2 separate regions of the Homo sapiens genome follow, and region 2 is linked to region 1. A link is an interaction called in ENCODE POLR2A ChIA-PET data of the cell type or tissue named here. Cell type or tissue: PC-9. All regions are shown on one strand. Links, peaks and the distances in the headings refer to the core of each region. The heading gives the core; the rest is flanking DNA.

The links. ChIA-PET counts read pairs that join two places held together with the same protein. Peaks named below come from ENCODE experiments on the same cell type or tissue, not always from the same donor. Only the 100,000 strongest peaks of a DNase experiment are listed, where the experiment ranks them.
Region 2: POLR2A ChIA-PET joins it to region 1 with 11 read pairs; 1 of 35 experiments calls an interaction of 5 or more read pairs at or near these places.

The regions. Positions count from the first base shown.
Region 1 is chr5:78,612,208-78,620,401 of GRCh38, forward strand. All of the region lies in intron 2 of LHFPL2 (LHFPL tetraspan subfamily member 2), which reads right to left. Among named protein-coding and RNA genes, the nearest start is that of LHFPL2, 32 kb to the right of the region's middle. RefSeq lists an enhancer at 3,649-4,848. In PC-9, for the core only: no CTCF peak of the experiment used is centred there; a DNase peak (open chromatin) is centred at 3,694; H3K27ac peaks cover 2,240 bases.
Region 2 is chr5:78,320,982-78,329,175 of GRCh38, forward strand. No RefSeq gene overlaps it. Among named protein-coding and RNA genes, the nearest start is that of AP3B1, 30 kb to the left of the region's middle. RefSeq lists an enhancer at 7,876-8,020 and a cis regulatory region at 7,943-7,953. In PC-9, for the core only: no CTCF peak of the experiment used is centred there; no DNase peak of the experiment used is centred there; H3K27ac peaks cover 31 bases.

The DNA of each region.
Region 1 (8,194 bases), core at 1,769-5,768:
TCCCATCCGATTAAAGAGGGTTTTTTAATCTAGTTGAAAATTTTAATGAAAATATAAAAATCATCCTGATCTTTGCATAAATTTCCCTTTAAAAATTAAAAATAGGAAAATAGCCATTAAAACAAATCAGTAGTAGCAGAGTAGGATTTGCATCTTTCAGAACTGGAATGCCATTGTATAGTCATTCCTCCAGAACTCTGAAAATATGACTACTATTTATCCACAGCCTTCCCTAGGCACTTAAAGTGCTTTACAAATATCATCCTCAAAATAACCCCATAAAGAGAGGAGAGTTTGCTATAAAAGTTCATTGGGCATGAAAACTTGGCTCAGTTATTCAACAGCTTGATCCAAAAGCAATTATTAAAACTAATTTTTAACAGCAACAAAAATAATTTGGCTGAAAGAGTAAACTAATAAGCAGTCAACTACCTACCCATGGCACACTTCCTCTACATAAAGGCTGCCTTTCCTTGCCCCAATCCCCAGAATCACTTCTATGAAACCAGCTCCAGTAAACAGCGACAACCCAGAGGCCTGGTGCCAGGCGCAGTCTTCAAAGAGCTGGACTCCCTTTTACAGCAGCACTTAATCCTGCATTTAAAGTGCCCTTAAGGCTGGCACCAAATGAGCTGGGGAGACAGTGATTTCCTAATGAATTAAGGCTGAGCCAAGCTTCATAATGCATTAATGATGGTCCCCTAATAGTTTGAAGGTAGAGATTCATCCAGCCTCACCTCCCCACCCAGCTCTTCCACGTGCATAGCTGGTGATCTTGAAGTTCTCCTGGTAGACAAAGCACCAAGAAGATGGGTGGTTCCATGGAGCAGGCAGCTGTACACAGAAGCTAGTGCAAAGAATGCCAATAAGCCCTTTTCCAGGTGCCTCCTGAGGGGCAGGGGCAAGGCCAAGGAATGAGGCCAAGGCCACAGAATATACTGCTTAGAGGTCAACTTCCCTTATCAGCTTTCTACCTCTGTTGTGGGCTTGCTTCTCTCAAGACATAGGTAAGTTTCTTGGATGAGAAACAAATGCAGCTGGTTCTATAAGATCATGGCAAACTTGGAACATGCACTCATTTTTCTTGGTTCATAAATCCAGACTTATCCCACATACCTTAGAGGCAACCAGAAGTGACCAGGCAAGGAGATCGTCCCAGCCTTTTCACAGCATTGTATGGTGAGAAAAGGATTCACATCCCTGCTTTGCCACCGACTAGTAGAGTGCATTATTAACACAAGTCACTTTGCATCATTTACACAAGTCACTTATACTGAGCTTCTATTGCCTCATCTGTAAAACAGGTCTAATACCCCATAAGGTGGTTGTGAAGATTAAATGTATTAATGAATGGGCAGTGTCTGGAATAAAATAGATGCTAATTATCACTTTCTCCTGTTTGCATGAGGTCAACCTCCTCCTATTATCTGTAACTTTCACTGTTTATTACTCTCAGGTTCAAATTTTTAAATCCATTTGAAATGGACTATCCATGTCTATTTCATACTAAAAGAAAAGCCAGCCAGGATGATGATTTAAAACAGGCTTTCAATCAAGCAGAGCTGCAGTCCAAAATCCAGCTCTACCACTTACTTGGTTGTATGATCTTAGTAAAGTTGTTGAACTTCTGACTCAGATTCATCAGGTACAAAAAGGGAGAAGGGGGTTAATATCTCCAACAAAGGACTGATTATATGAAGGATAATGGGGAGGAATAAACAGCTATCTCTGTAAGAGAGCCCTGGTCAACATACTCCCTGGGGCTTAGGACACCCTAAGCAAATGCCACTTCATCACAATACTGTCTTGTCTTGGTCACCAGAGTACCCTACGGCAGCTGATGAACAGGCCCCTAGAAATAATGCCTGCTCACTGATGTTAAATTTGGCGCCGATGCTATGAGAAACACGAGTTAATGAAAGGGTTTAGCTCCAAGTTTTAAAAAGCTTCATGGGTGAAATATGGCTAGACAGTCTTTGCCCTGAATCTGATGTGGTCACCCTCAGCGTCCAGGGGCAGCCTGGCCTGATCTGCCTGGGCATTTATAGCTGGCCCCTTAGCAAGCAAGGTCCAACAGACAAATGCTACTAGAACAACTCTATCCACCTTCTCTGGCTTGGGAGTCTCCTTTTATTTCCACTAGGTCCCCAAAGGGTGGGAGATGGCAAGAAAGCTTGTTCTTTACCTGTACAATGAGCCTCTGGGTAAAGCTCACTCATTTTAAGAAAAAATAATCTACTTCTAAGCTCCACCTCTGGAATTAGAAAAGCAGTGTTAAATCAAACTGATACAAGTGGTTCTCACAGTTATCTGGCACATAAACCTACTGTTTCTATTACTACATGCCAGACTCTACCCATTTTATTGTTAAGTCTTTAGGAAACATTCTAAAATCATTTTGTTACATTTGAACTTAAACTTATGGTGGAACCCATATTGACTCTGCAAATATAAAAATAAGAGCATCAATACAGCTCATGTTTAGAAAAAGAAAAAAGGACTAAAAAATTTAGAAAAAAAAGTGACTTCGGACCCTTTCAAATTATATTTTACCAAAAAGAAGTAACTACTGAACACTTCAAACATGGCAGGTTCTGTTATAACCCAGTTGATCTTCACAAAAACCTATGAGATAACACTGGCTCCAATTTACAGATGAGGAACTGAAGCAAAGAAACTTCAAGTAACTTCCCAAAGATCACCTAGCTGGTAATTGTTAGGGCTGATTCCAAACCCAGGCAGTCTGGCTCCAAAGCCTGGGCTTTTTACTACTCTACTAGCTTGTTTTATCTTAGCCACATTTTAAAATCAAAGTTCAAGACTCTCTCCACCATAAACTGCAGAAGAGACTTTGACTTCCACCTACAATGGGGGCAGTATCAACATTTCAGGAGTTGATGTCTGTACAAGCATTTAGGATCCCTGGTCTCTATTCCCTGACAGCCTTTGGGCAAACCAATCCCCCTCCCACAGCCAAAAGCCTCTGGTGTGTGGAGTGTGGGGAAGGGAGAGAGGAGACGGGAGAAGCGAGAGTCCTGTCCCAGTTGAGAACCATCACGGTAAACAGAAGACGAAATCAAAAGGCAGCAAGAAAATTTATGCAAGAAATACCTGTTTATCAAGCAAAGGAAGATGAAAAAAAGGAAGGAGAGACACTGGGAAGATACATAACAGCATAACATATTTCTTCCCTCTTCCTACATCAAATCACATAATCTTAAACTGGTAATTAGACTAAAAACAATCCAAATTTTTAAAAAGTCATCAAGGCTCAATAGCTAACAGAAAACTGTTTTCTAAAAACAAATCCATATATGGTAGGCATTCTTCATCTGCTCTTTCATAAACTCTAAGCACAAGATTTCCAATTAACTTATGACCTGCCAGACATCTACAAACCTAGCCTCTTGATAGAAGCATCGTGAGAAGCCCTTTCCCTTATTCAGCCTAATCTAAAAGAACTCAGATTGTCCCAAAATACAAAACAAAATTTGATTCAAAACCTCATGCTGGGACTAGTAAGAACCTATACTATCATAAGGGAGCCACTCATTTGGCTCCATAAGTATAAATGACTAAGAAGGTCAAACTGAGGGATACACAAAAAATACAACACCCACACTCCTTCCTCAGCCTGTCCTCTCTTTTCGACCATCTGATAAGGGCAATGTTCTGGAAAGCAGTCACAGGTGACTCACCCAGATGACTCCACAGAAGAGAGGTTACCTTTGCAAAGCTGGTGCTAGGTAGGTTCTCAGGACCAGGAATGCTTACCTAACAGTTGCACTCTCTTCTGCAACTTGCTCACCCACACTCCTCCCTCTTGTCCTCCTTCCTTCTGCCCTCTGTTCTTCTCCTCCCCATCCTCCCATTCCCTTGGCAATCCAACCTCTTTTCCCAGGTTTTTGTTGTTGTTGTTGTTTTGGGGGTTTTTTTTTGAGATGAAGTCTCACTCTGTCACCCAGGCTGAAGTGCAGTGGCGCAATCTCGGCTCACTGCAAGCTCCGCCTTCGGGTTCACGCCATTCTTCTGCCTCAACCTCCTGAGTAGCTGGGACTACTGGTGCCCGCCACCTCACCCGGCTAATTTTTTTGTATTTTTAGTAGAGACGGGGTTTCACCGTGTTAGCCAGGATGATCTCGATCTGCTGACCTTGTGATCCAGCCGCCTCGCCCTCCCAAAGTGCTGGGATTACAGGCATGAACCACCGCGTCCATCCTCTTCCCAGGTTTTCTTCTTGACCACCCCGACTATGGATTGCTTCGGAAGACATTTTACATAAAAGTCACGAAAGAGGTTACAGTAAGAATTCCAAGGCAGTCATATCCAGATTTCAGAATACTATGCCAATAAATGCTCACCTCCCCTAATCCTTGCTCAGTGTGCTGATGTGTCCCAGAGGAGAAGGAAAAGGATGCTAGAAGGGATTTAGGAAGTCTAAGGACATGCAATTGTCACTGGCAGCCCTTCAGAGCCTTTGCTAGGAGAGAACTATTGCTCTCCTTGCAACACCTCAGTCAACAGTTCCTGATATGAGTCTGACTCTTCTCAATGACCCCAGCATTAACAGTGACACGCCTGATGTCCACAGCCCTGACAACCTGGACTGGTTTGCATTTCGGCAGAGATCTGCAAAAAGACAGCTTATCCAGCCCACCTGCCCTAATTAAGGAGAAAGATCCCTGCATATGGTTTGTTAATTCTGACTTTCTTGAAGCAAACCCTAGCTTCTGGAAGAACTCATAAGGTAGGCCTCAAAATCTGAAGTGTCACAAGTCCCTTTTAATGACAGTAATTATGACACTTCTAGAGTTTCTCTTTTTTTTTTCTTTTTTTTTGAGATGGAGTTTTACTCTTGTTGCCCAGGCTGGAGTGCAGTGGCTCAATCTCCGCTCACTACAACCTCCGCCTCCCAGGTTCAGGCGATTCTCCTGCCTCAGCCTCCTGAGTAGCTGGGATTACAGGTGCGTGTCACCACGCCCAGATAATTTTTTGTATTTTTAGTAGAGACGGGGTTTCATCATGTTGGCCAGGCTGGTCTCAAACTCCTGACCTTAGGTGATCCACCCACCTCGGACTCCCAAAGTGCAGGGATTACAGGCATGAGCCACCATGCCCAGCCTAGAGTTCCTTAAAAGGAACAGGAACTCCACACTTATGTGAAAGCTATTCGTTTTCTCTAAGAAAGAGGTAAGTTTGAATAATTATTTATTTTTCCACTCTCACCAGCTCAGCCTAATGGATAGTTTGTTCTACCTGCTTGTAGGCACACAGACATCCATCTGTGCACCCATGGGTGCAATTTTTCAACCTATACTTTAACACTGTTCACCTCCAGGAGACACACTTTTTAGGGTGCTTCCCTAAAAGGTGCTTCCAACCCCAGGGCTGGATTTAGGACAAGCCGATCTCATCTTGAAAGAATAACTGCAAAGCTCTTTCAAGCTGTGAACTTCAGGGAGGATCCACAGAGTTGCCTTAGAGTATGAGAGCAATAATTTAGGAGAGGGCGCCGGATGAAGGCAGGACTCTGACCCTACTCTCCAGATTAAACAGAACAACTCCACTTTTTAAAAAATAGTTGTCATAAGCAATATTTATTAAAATTAAAATATTTGTTAATAGTTTGATAGACTATGCCAAAGAGGCATTAAAGTCTGCAGAGTGGGGCAAAACTTATTCCCAGGCATCATGACCCTTAAAAAAATTCAGGGGCTGGGCGCGGTGGCTCACACCTGTAATCCCAGCACTTTGGGAGGCCAAGACAGGTGGATCATTTGAGTTCGGAAGTTTGAGACCAGCCTGGCCAACATGGTGAGACCCCATCTCTACTAAAAAATACAAAAATTAGCCAGGCTTGGTGGCAGGCGCCTGTAATTCCAGCTACTTGGGAGGCTGAAGGAGAATCAATTGAACCCGGGAGGCAGAGGTTGCAGTGAGCCAAGATCGCACCACTGCACTCCAGCCTGGGTGTCAGAGCAAGACATTGTCTCAAAAAAGAAAAAAAAAAATTATTCAGGAAGACCAACGAACTGTCTCTCAAGAAGCTTCCGTAGTAAGTTTTTATAAGAGCACCAGATGAAGAGGTTGATTTTATTTTTTAGGGGTCATCTGAAACAAGTTTTAATGGTGTCTCACATTTTGTGGGTCAAGAATTTGGGCAAGGAGCAGCTGGGAGGTGCTTCTGTTCCATGTGGCAATGGCAGAGGTCGGTCACAGGCAGCATTCGGCCGGTGGACGGGCTGGTCTAGAGGCTTGGTTTGCATGTCAGTGGGGATAGCTGGAAGGCTGGGTCCAGATAAGAACATCCACTGAAGCGCCCAGATATGGCCTCTCCTGCCATGATGGCCTTAGGGGAGTTGGACTTACGAAGCGGAGCTCAGGGCTTGAAGAGCAGTGTTCCTTCCAACAAGACAGGAACTGCATGGCTTTCTGTGACTGGCCCTAGAAGTCAGTCCGGTGACACGTACTTTCGTCATCTCTATTGGTCAGGGCATTGACAAGTCCACCCAGATTCAAGGAGAGGGACCCTGTTTTAAAATCCAAAACTTTTCCAGCCATACCGTATATAAATTCAAACACTCTAAAGGTAACATGCACTGAGACTTGAACATACACATTGAAAAAGGCCTGCTTCGGGACTCGGAGCCTGAGAAGAAAGAACCAGAATGCCTGCCTTTCAGAAAATCGGTCAAAACCAGACGGGACACAGCAGAATGGTATTATACAGACTTGGAGTTTAGAAATAGGCCATGAGCCCCACTATCACCAAAAAAATATCTGAACTGACAAGGCCAAGATTTGTGTCAATAGACCAATCACTTTTCTTTTTTTTTGAGGCAAGGTCTGGCTCTGTCACCCAGGTTGGAGTGCAGTGGTGCAATCTCAGCTTACTGCAACCTCTGCCTCCTGGGCTCAAACGACCCTCCCACCTCAGTCTCCCAAGTAGCTGGGACTAGAAGTGTGTGCCACCACACCTGGCTAATTCTTGTATTTTTTTGTTATTAATGGGGTTTCTCCATGTTGCCCAGGCTGGTCTAAAACTCCAGGCCTCAAGGAATTCACTCACCTTGGCCTCCCAAAGTGCTGGGATTACAGGAGTGAGCCATGGTGCTGGCCCCAATCACTTTTCTTTATAGGGCTTTGGCCCTTAGAAATTTCTAGAAGATATTTCAATGAGGCTGCTCTCTCTTGAGGAGCAAATCTAATGCTTTCATCATCTCCAACTCATCCTTTAGAGTTTACAGTTTACACTCGCTATGCCTCAGAGTTTTTATTTATATATATATATATTTATTTTATTATTATTATACTTTAAGTTTTAGGGTACATGTGCACAATGTGCAGGTTTGTTACATATGTATACATGTGCCATGCTGGTGTGCTGCACCCATTAACTCGTCATTTAGCATTAGGTATATCTCCTAATGCTATCCCTCCCCCCTCCCCCCACCCCACAACAGGCCCCAGAGTGTAATGATCCCCTTCCTGTGTCCGTCCATGTGTTCTCATTGTTCAATTCCCACCTATGAGTGAGAACATGCGGTGTTTGGTTTTTTGTCCTTGCAATAGTTTACTGAGAATGATGATTTCCAATTTCATCCATGTCCCTACAAAGGACATGAACTCATCATTTTTTATGGCTGCATAGTATTCCATGGTGTATATGTGCCACATTTTCTTAATCCAGTCTATCATTGTTGGACATTTGGGTTGGTTCCAAGTCTTTGCTATTGTGAATAGTGCCGCAATAAACATACGTGTGCATGTGTCTTTATAGCAGCATGATTTATAGTCCTTTGGGTATATACCCAGTAATGGGATGGCTGGGTCAAATGGTATTTCTAGTTCTAGATCCCTGAGGAATCGCCACACTGACTTCCACAATGGTTGAACTAGTTTACAGTCCCACCAACAGTGTAAAAGTGTTCCTATTTCTCCACATCCTCTCCAGCACCTGTTGTTTCCTGACTTTTTAATGATTGCCATTCTAACTGGTGTGAGATGGTATCTCATTGTGGTTTTGATTTGCATTTCTCTGATGGCCAGTGATGGTGAGCATTTTTTCATGTGTTTTTTGGCTGCATAAATGTCTTATTTTGAGAAGTGTCTGTTCATGTCCTTCGCCCATTTTTTGGTGGGGTTGTTTGTTTTTTTCTCGTAAATTTGTTTGAGTTCTTTTTATTTTTTTAAA
Region 2 (8,194 bases), core at 2,373-6,372, 290 kb before region 1:
GCTCCTGTAAGAAGATTACAAATTGAATGTTGAATAATCATGATGTAGAAAGCACTGTGGGAGGGTGGTATGGGAAAAATAAAGATGAACACATGTTTACCCCAGGATAAGAGGTTTAAACCAAGAGCTTGTAGATAAAGAATTCAAAACATTCACCTCTTAAAACTATTTAATTCCAAATCCTTTCATGTGACTATCTTAGTGCCATGGTGTTCTGAGATTAATCTTTAGTGTTCATGTTCAAAAGGACAAGCACCAAATATCCATGTTGACCTATTTGGTCCCTTTCTTCTCCCAACTAACATGGCTGCTAGACCAATTAGCTGTTTATTGCATAAACAGTGGGACTCGGGGTGAACTGCTTAACCACTCTCACCCTTAATGTCTCCAGTAGTAAAGAAAAATGAAAATAATCATATGAGTTTTGGAGGATTAGCGTGGTGACCCAATGAGATCTAGAACATGAAAGTATCGCTACTGTGCCTGGCATTTATAGGTGATAAATAAGTATGTGTTCTTTTCCTTTTTCTGAGCATCTCCCAGCAGCACATCTACTAACTGAAATATCTAGACATTCTAGGAATATCCAGACTTCACAAGGGGGTATAGCAAACAGAAGTGATAGTACTAGGCTGATGCCAATGATCATTGTGGCTGCTACTTTGCTGACTTCAAAGCTTATCTGTGAGATAATGTTTTTCTATTTAACTTATATCCCTTCCCCCGATCTGCTCCTCAACCCCTACTGCCACTCTGAGAATCCTAACACCCCAAGGTTCATTTCCCATCGAGTACCCTACTTTCATCAAGTTCAGCTGCTAAAAAATAGTTGGAGCTATCACATAGCAAAGCACACAAATGTTGATAAAGGAATAATTTAGCTGATACCCTGAGAGTAAAGGCAGAAATGACAATAGCTATTTAACATATTTCATTTTTCTCCTATGTAAAAATTGCAATTGATATGATAAAATTGTCCTCAAGCAGTCATTCCTGTCATATTAGCATGAACAGTTAGTTTGAAGTCTCAAATGATATATTCTCCCATTGTTTCATGTTTCTTGACTGTTAAGGTTAATAGAAAGGGCCTACACTCATTAGAATAAAATTCTACTAAAAATATAATCTGACTTTTAAATCAGATTATAAAAGTATAATCTGATTTTTATGAGAGAACAAGTGATTTCAAGTACTTTAATTATGGTAAAAATCATTTTAAGACATTGCTGAAGAGGCACGAGATGGTGATAGGATCCTATTAAACTAGGCCATTGATTGTTTTTATCATATCCATGATGAACTGTAACATTTTTACTTCACTGAAGTAGATATGAGTACGTGCTGTCTTCATATGTTTGAAACCCTAGGCAAATCAGTAAGAATAGTCCATTGTTTTTACCCTCTTTAAATAGAGGGACCAAATAAATAATTGAACCAAAAAGTGTTTCTGTTATACTGATCCTGCACTCGGTTAAAAATTAATATAGAAAAATCTCTGGAATTACAACACAAAAGCTATATTGAAGAAAGCCTATGTTTTACCTTGATTAAAGTAAAAGACTTCTACCAAAATTGAAGTAGCAAGTGCTAACATAACTATAACATTTTGGAATAGGCTTACCAAAAACATGCCTTCTGGGTCATTTTTATTCAGTGAATTTTTTTTTGTCTGACAAGATAGTGCAAATGTATGACCTGATTTTATTTTTGCTGTTGAACTCAAGAGAATACAATTAAACCTAACAATTGCTATTAGTTCAACAATACTAAAGAGCTAAACAGCTGAAGTGGTATTGATTAATTATTCATGAAAATGTAATCTTGATGATAATTTAACATTATTTGGTAAAGGGCTTAATTTGCTATCTAAAAATTATTATTTCCAATTAGAAAGTCTTACTCCAAATAATGTTGTAGTGTGCTATGTAGGAACAAAAAATTATTTTGAAATGGCTGGAGGCAAAAACTGAATAACTCTCTGAGCCCAGCAAGTCATAACATTTCAATATAATCTAATGAGTAGAGTGAATCAGTAATGCAGTATCATTGTCACCTGTTTTTTCTCTTCTTCCTGGCACTACAGCAAAGCACAAAGATTGGAATATTGAGCATTTCAGCAAAGAGCCAAGGTAATTTAGATTTTTATTGCTACATTTGGTCCTTGGCTTTAAACAAGCCAAAAAAGAACCCTCAGAAAAAGTAATTTACTAAATCATGGTACCAACCAAATCATGAACAACAAAACTGCAATGCTTGGCTTTCCTTGGGTTTTGTCTGTGTTGCTAAGATATTAGACAAGTCTGACTGACAAGCAGTATTTTGCAGAAAAGGAGTTGAGAATGCTCTCTTGGCAAGGCAGAGGTTGAGGTATAGAGACTAATGCTATCTTCTTATTTTGTAACTAAGATGACTTTGCTGGGCCTCTTGCCTTAATTGCCCTTGGGATGATTAACATTGGCTCCAAGCTCCCAGGATACAGACTAATCCATTTGGTGAGGCTCCTGGGAACTTGCTAGCCAGCTTAGATCAATGGCCAACAAAGATTTGATGATTCCTTAGAGGAGCCATCAATGAAATAAAATGTTAATCTTCAGGGTAAAATACACACACATACACACACCCAAGCACACACACACAATGAAATTTCCTTAAGAGAAGGAACCATGCCTTATTCATGTTTGCAGGATTGTAAAGATTAAATGGGTTGATGCATGCCAAAGAAACTTAGAATGGTACTTGGCAAAGGGTAATCAGTAAATATGTAGCAGTTGCTATTTTTGTTTATATCCACTGTGTTCAGTACAGTAACTGTTATATAATAGAAACCAATACACTTTAAATGACTTTTAAAGGAATATAGATTTATTATTTGTCTCCGCTTTGTTAGATGCCCATTGAAGAGAATTCAAATTTAACATTTCAACTAAAAAAAGAGTATATTATGTTTATAAATTTTGAAAACCACTGCCGCAGAGGATGGAGAGTCAGCAAAGACTTTAAAAAAGAGGATAATATGATTAGGGTTCTCTTTTTTTAGGTGGGACAGGGTCTCACTGTCACCCAGGCTACCATGCAGTGGTGCAATCATGGCTCACTGCGGTCTTGACCTCTGGGGCTCAAGCAATCCTCCCACCTCAGCCTCCTGAGTAGCTGAGTAGCTGGGACCACAGGCATGAGCCACTATGCCTGGCTAATTTTTTTTCTTAATTTTGTAGAGATGAGGTCTTGTTATGTTGCCCAGGCTGGTTTTGAACTCCTGGGCTCAAGTGATTCTCTTGTCTTGGCCTCCCAAAGTGCTGGGATTACAGGCATGAGCCACAGAGATGGGCCTCAGAATTTATTTTTAAAAGATATTTGAAACTATAGGTGACTTGGAAAAGTTAGACTTGAAGCAGAGAAACCAGAATGAGGAATATGACATCCAGATCTGAGGAAATAAGATCTTGAATTAAGGCAGTGGTAATGAGGATTAAAAAAAAAGATGTCAGACTAGTGAGATATATAGGATATGGAGGTTATAGGATTTAATGACCAATTCCAAGGTGAGAGTGAAGAAGTCACAGAGAATAAATCACCTGCCTCTGACTTGGGAAACAGAATAGAGAGTGACCCTTAACTAGAGTAGGTTATTCACAAAGCAGAGAAAGGTTGGTGAGAGAAAGAGTTAAACTTTAATTATGTTAAGTTAGAGGCACCATTGGGACATTCAGATAAAATGTCGCCGAGGCAGCAGGATATAATAATCTGAGGATCAGAACTGAAGTCTGAGATAGGGATAGAAATTTGGAAATCATTGGCAAAAAATGTGAGGTCATCCACGCTGATGAGATCAACCACAAAGAAGGATAGAATAAAGAGAGAAGAGGCTTAAGGAGTCGGCAGAGGGACGAGGAAAGGAGCTACAACCAACTTGTCAGCAGGGAAGAGGAGAATAAGGAGAGCAAGACCAACGGAGTTACCAGGGTAGTGTTCAAGAGAGAAGGAGAGAGATCAGTAGTAACAAATACTATAGAAGTCAAGTGAAACATGAAATGAAGGTGAAACTTACCCACTGGGCACAGTGTAGGAGCTTAATAATATTTGATAAATTGGATATATAAGCTACTACACACAAAGCGAATCATTGCTGATCTTGCCTCCAATCTACCTTCTTAATTATCTACACTAAACATTTTTTCCAAACCTTTTAGTCCCTTGAAGATAAAAAATACTTTGATTTAGTAACTTTCTCCAGAATACATTGGGCCTTCCTAACCCTCATGCTTTGTTGTATGCCATTCACCCTGGCTAAAATACAATTGATCTATGTCTCTACTTATACCAACCTACTGACCTCTCATACCTGGATCAAATCCCAACTTCCCCATTCAATCTTCCATGATTTTCCCAAACAGAAGTAATCATCACCTCCATAAAACTCCCAAAGGGGCCGTGCGCAGTGGCTCAAGCCTGTAATCCCAGCACTTTGGGAGGCCGAGGCGGGCGGAGCACGAGGTCAAGAGAGCAAGACCATCCTGGCCAAAATGATGAAACCCTGTCTCTACTAATAGTACAAAAATTAGCTGGGCATAGTGCGTGTGCCTGTAGTCCCAGTTACTCCAGAAGCTGAGGCAGGAGAATCACTTGAACCCGGGAGGCAGAGGTTGCTGTGAGCTGAGATTGCACCACTGCACTCCAGCCTGGTGACAAAGTGAGACTTTGTCTCCAAAAAAAAAAAAAAAAATACACACACACACACACACACACACAAAACTCCCAAAGGACCATTTTTTTAATCTATATCAGTAAATTATCAAGTTAATGTTTTTATTTATAACATTATCATATTCTATTTTTCTCTTGTTCCTTGAACAAAAATTTTTATCTTGTATTATAAATTAAATTTGTAGGTGTCTGTATCTTGCCTCCCATCTAGATGATAAATTCCTGGATAACAGGGATAAGACCTCATAATTTTCTCTGTTCCAAATATTTACTGAATGCCAAAAATGTGTGGAGCTCTAGTAGAGATACCAGGGATAGTATTGTAAATAAGACAGGCAACATCTTACCGTCATGGAGTTTATATTCTGCTGGATATACTTGAACTTATTATGTCCCTCAGCTCCTTCTCACTCACACTATCAGAACAATATACCTTACTGTTCTTGGGTTCATGAACCCCATGTCCTTTATAATATCCTTTATAAACATTTCCTAACCCTAGACTTCTAATATGACAGATGCTGAAGTGGAATAAGGGACGTCTAATTGAGTTATGAAGATCACTATAACATGTAGACTTTGGAGTCAGATTTTAGTTGAAATGTCAGATGTGCCATTTACTAGAAGGGTGACTGAAAACAATTTTTTTTGTTGGTTTTTGAGACAGGGTCTCACTCTGTCACCCAGGCTGAAGCACAGTGACACACTCAAAGCTTACTGCAGCCTTGAGTGAGGCTCAAGTGATCCTCCCACTTCAGCATCCCTAATAGCTGGGACTACAGGCGTGCACCAGCGCTCCTGGCTAATTTTTGTATTTTTTGTAGAGTCGGGGTTTCACCATATTGCCCAGGCTGGTCTTGAACTTCTGGGCTCAAGCAATCTGCCTGCCTCAGTACCCCAAAGTGCTTGGGATAACAAGCGTGAGCCACTATGCCCAGCCTGAACACAATTTTTAACTTTTTTGAGGTTCAGTTTTTTCATCATAAGAATTGTAATAATACCTATCATCCAGAATTACTGTGAAAGTCAAATGAAATAATTACATAGCTGCTAAGAATACATGTTAATTATGTTAAAAGTATCTTTAAAATTAAGAGGTCATTGCTCTGAAGAAGAAAGAGTAGTGAGGGGAGTCTAGCTCTACCAAATATTGAAACATTTTATAGTTACAGTAACCAAAATAATATAGTTCTAGAATATGAAAAGAAAAATATGAGTAAAGTAAACCAGAAAGCCTGGAAATAAGCCCCAATATATATGAAAACAGAGTATTGTCCTTAGTTGGAGAAAAAGGTCACACTCTGGTCTTCCTCTGGTTGTACCACTTTTGGCAGGACAAAGCGATATGCCCACCTGAAACCTGTCACCTCCCTTCACCTCACTTTGGTTACCCGACCTTTCATTGGCATTGCCTGACTCACTGTCCCAAGACCACTTCAAGGACTGTGTTAGACTTTCCCCTTCTCCATCCTCCTGAGAGTGGCCATGAAATCTTTATTGTACCCATAAGCCCCCTGATCAACTTAGAGAGTTCACCACTCTTTCCTCTTTGACGCTTTCTTCACTTGGCATCTGGCTCACCACTCTCTCTTGGTTTTTCACCTGACTCACTTACTTACTTGGTCTCCTTTCCTAGTTCCTCCTTATATCCCCAACATCTGAATTCCCAAGTACCTCAGGCTCAGTCTTCAGTCTTCTTCTGTCATTGCAGTCCATTACTAAATTATCTCATTCCATCACATGGTTTTAAATAACATCTATAAACTGACAACTTTCAAATTGATATTTCTAGCCCTGACACCTCCCTTGAAATCTTCTCTTATATATCCAGCTACCTATTTGATATCTCCATGTAAGTGTCTAAATAGGCATCTCAAATTTATGCCCAAACATTTACAAAACTAAACACTTTATTATCTACTACCTCAACCAACTTTTTTCCACAGCCTTTTCCCATGGTAGCAAATGACAAAATCTATTCTTCCCAGTTGCTCAGGCCAAAACCTCAGTCATTCTTGTGTCTTCTCCTTCCTTTGTGTTTCATGTCCAATCCATTAGCAAATCCAGTAGACCTTACTTACAACATTTGTCTGGAATTTGATCACTCCTCGCCCCACTGCCACTACTAATCAAATACAATTTGCCATCCTCTCTCACCTGGGTTACTCATCTGGATGAGCAAGTTTTATCTGTAAAGGGCCAGATAGTAAATATTTTAGGCTTTGCAGACTATAGAGTCTCTGTTGCAACCACTCAACTCTGTTCTTGCAGGCCTGAAGCAGCCACAGACATTACTTAAATGAATAGGTGTGGCTGTGTTCCAGTAAATCTTGATTTACAAAAACAGGCATTGGGCCAGATTTGGCCAGCAGGCCATAGTTTGCCAACTCCTGACCTGGATGACTGCACCGCCCCGTAACTAGTCTCCCTCTTTCTACCTTTCCTCCTAAAATTGAGACATGGGTGAAGGTGATAGCTTTGAATAAGAGGGAAGAAAGGAAAGATGAGTAAAAATATAGGTGAATTTAGTCTTCCCAGTTGCCTGAATACTCCCAGAGAAAGCACCAAGCGAGGCGACAAGCCACTGCCTGGACTCACAGTTGCCCCATAAATGGTAACAACCAAAACATGCTGACTCATCTTGACTACAACAAAGTCACCTATATTTTTACTCATCTTTCCTTTCTTCCCTCTTATTCAAAGCTATCACCTTCACCCGTGTCTCAAATGTCACAAGAGTGCATCATCAAGTAATGAAGATGGAGTATAATTGGGATAGACCTTACTGAAGAAGAAAGATTTGAACTGCACAGTGTTGCCAAGAGCCAGTTCCTACTGCCTAGAGTGAAAACACTTTTTCCGGCCTCCCCTTTCTCCAAAGGGCCAACAAAATTAAAATCTTTACAAAGAATTTGTATACATACACAATATAGTTGGGTCCTGAGCCCCTTTGAGACTGGCCCTTGAGCTGACCAAACTGTTCCTAACCCATTCCACCCGCCGTGTCCACCCTGGAGCTCACACTAGGGGGAAATTTCCCCAAAATCACTCCTAACACAAATACCTAACATTCAAAATCAGTGAACAGCTTTCAAATGGAGGTAATTCTCTTGTGAACAAAGTAGTATTTGAATTTAATCTTCCCAGTTGCCTGAATACTCCCAGAGAAAGCACCAAGCGAGGCGACAAGCCACTGCCTGGACTCACAGTTGCCCCATAAATGGTAACAACCAAAACATGCTGACTCATCTTGACTACAACATAACTCCTTAAAATACCATCTTCCCACACAACAAAGTTTTCACAATTAGAAGAGAGGTGGGACTATTTTAACATACAAATCCTATGTCTGTTTTTTCACTTAATAGCATGTGAAATACTTACCCTATTGTGGTGACAATAGCTCTTAGAGAAGCACAGCGTGTAGCCAGTAAAGATCTTTCTGAGGTGGTTTTCTTGAGGTTTAGGGGTTAAAAAACTATCACTTGTT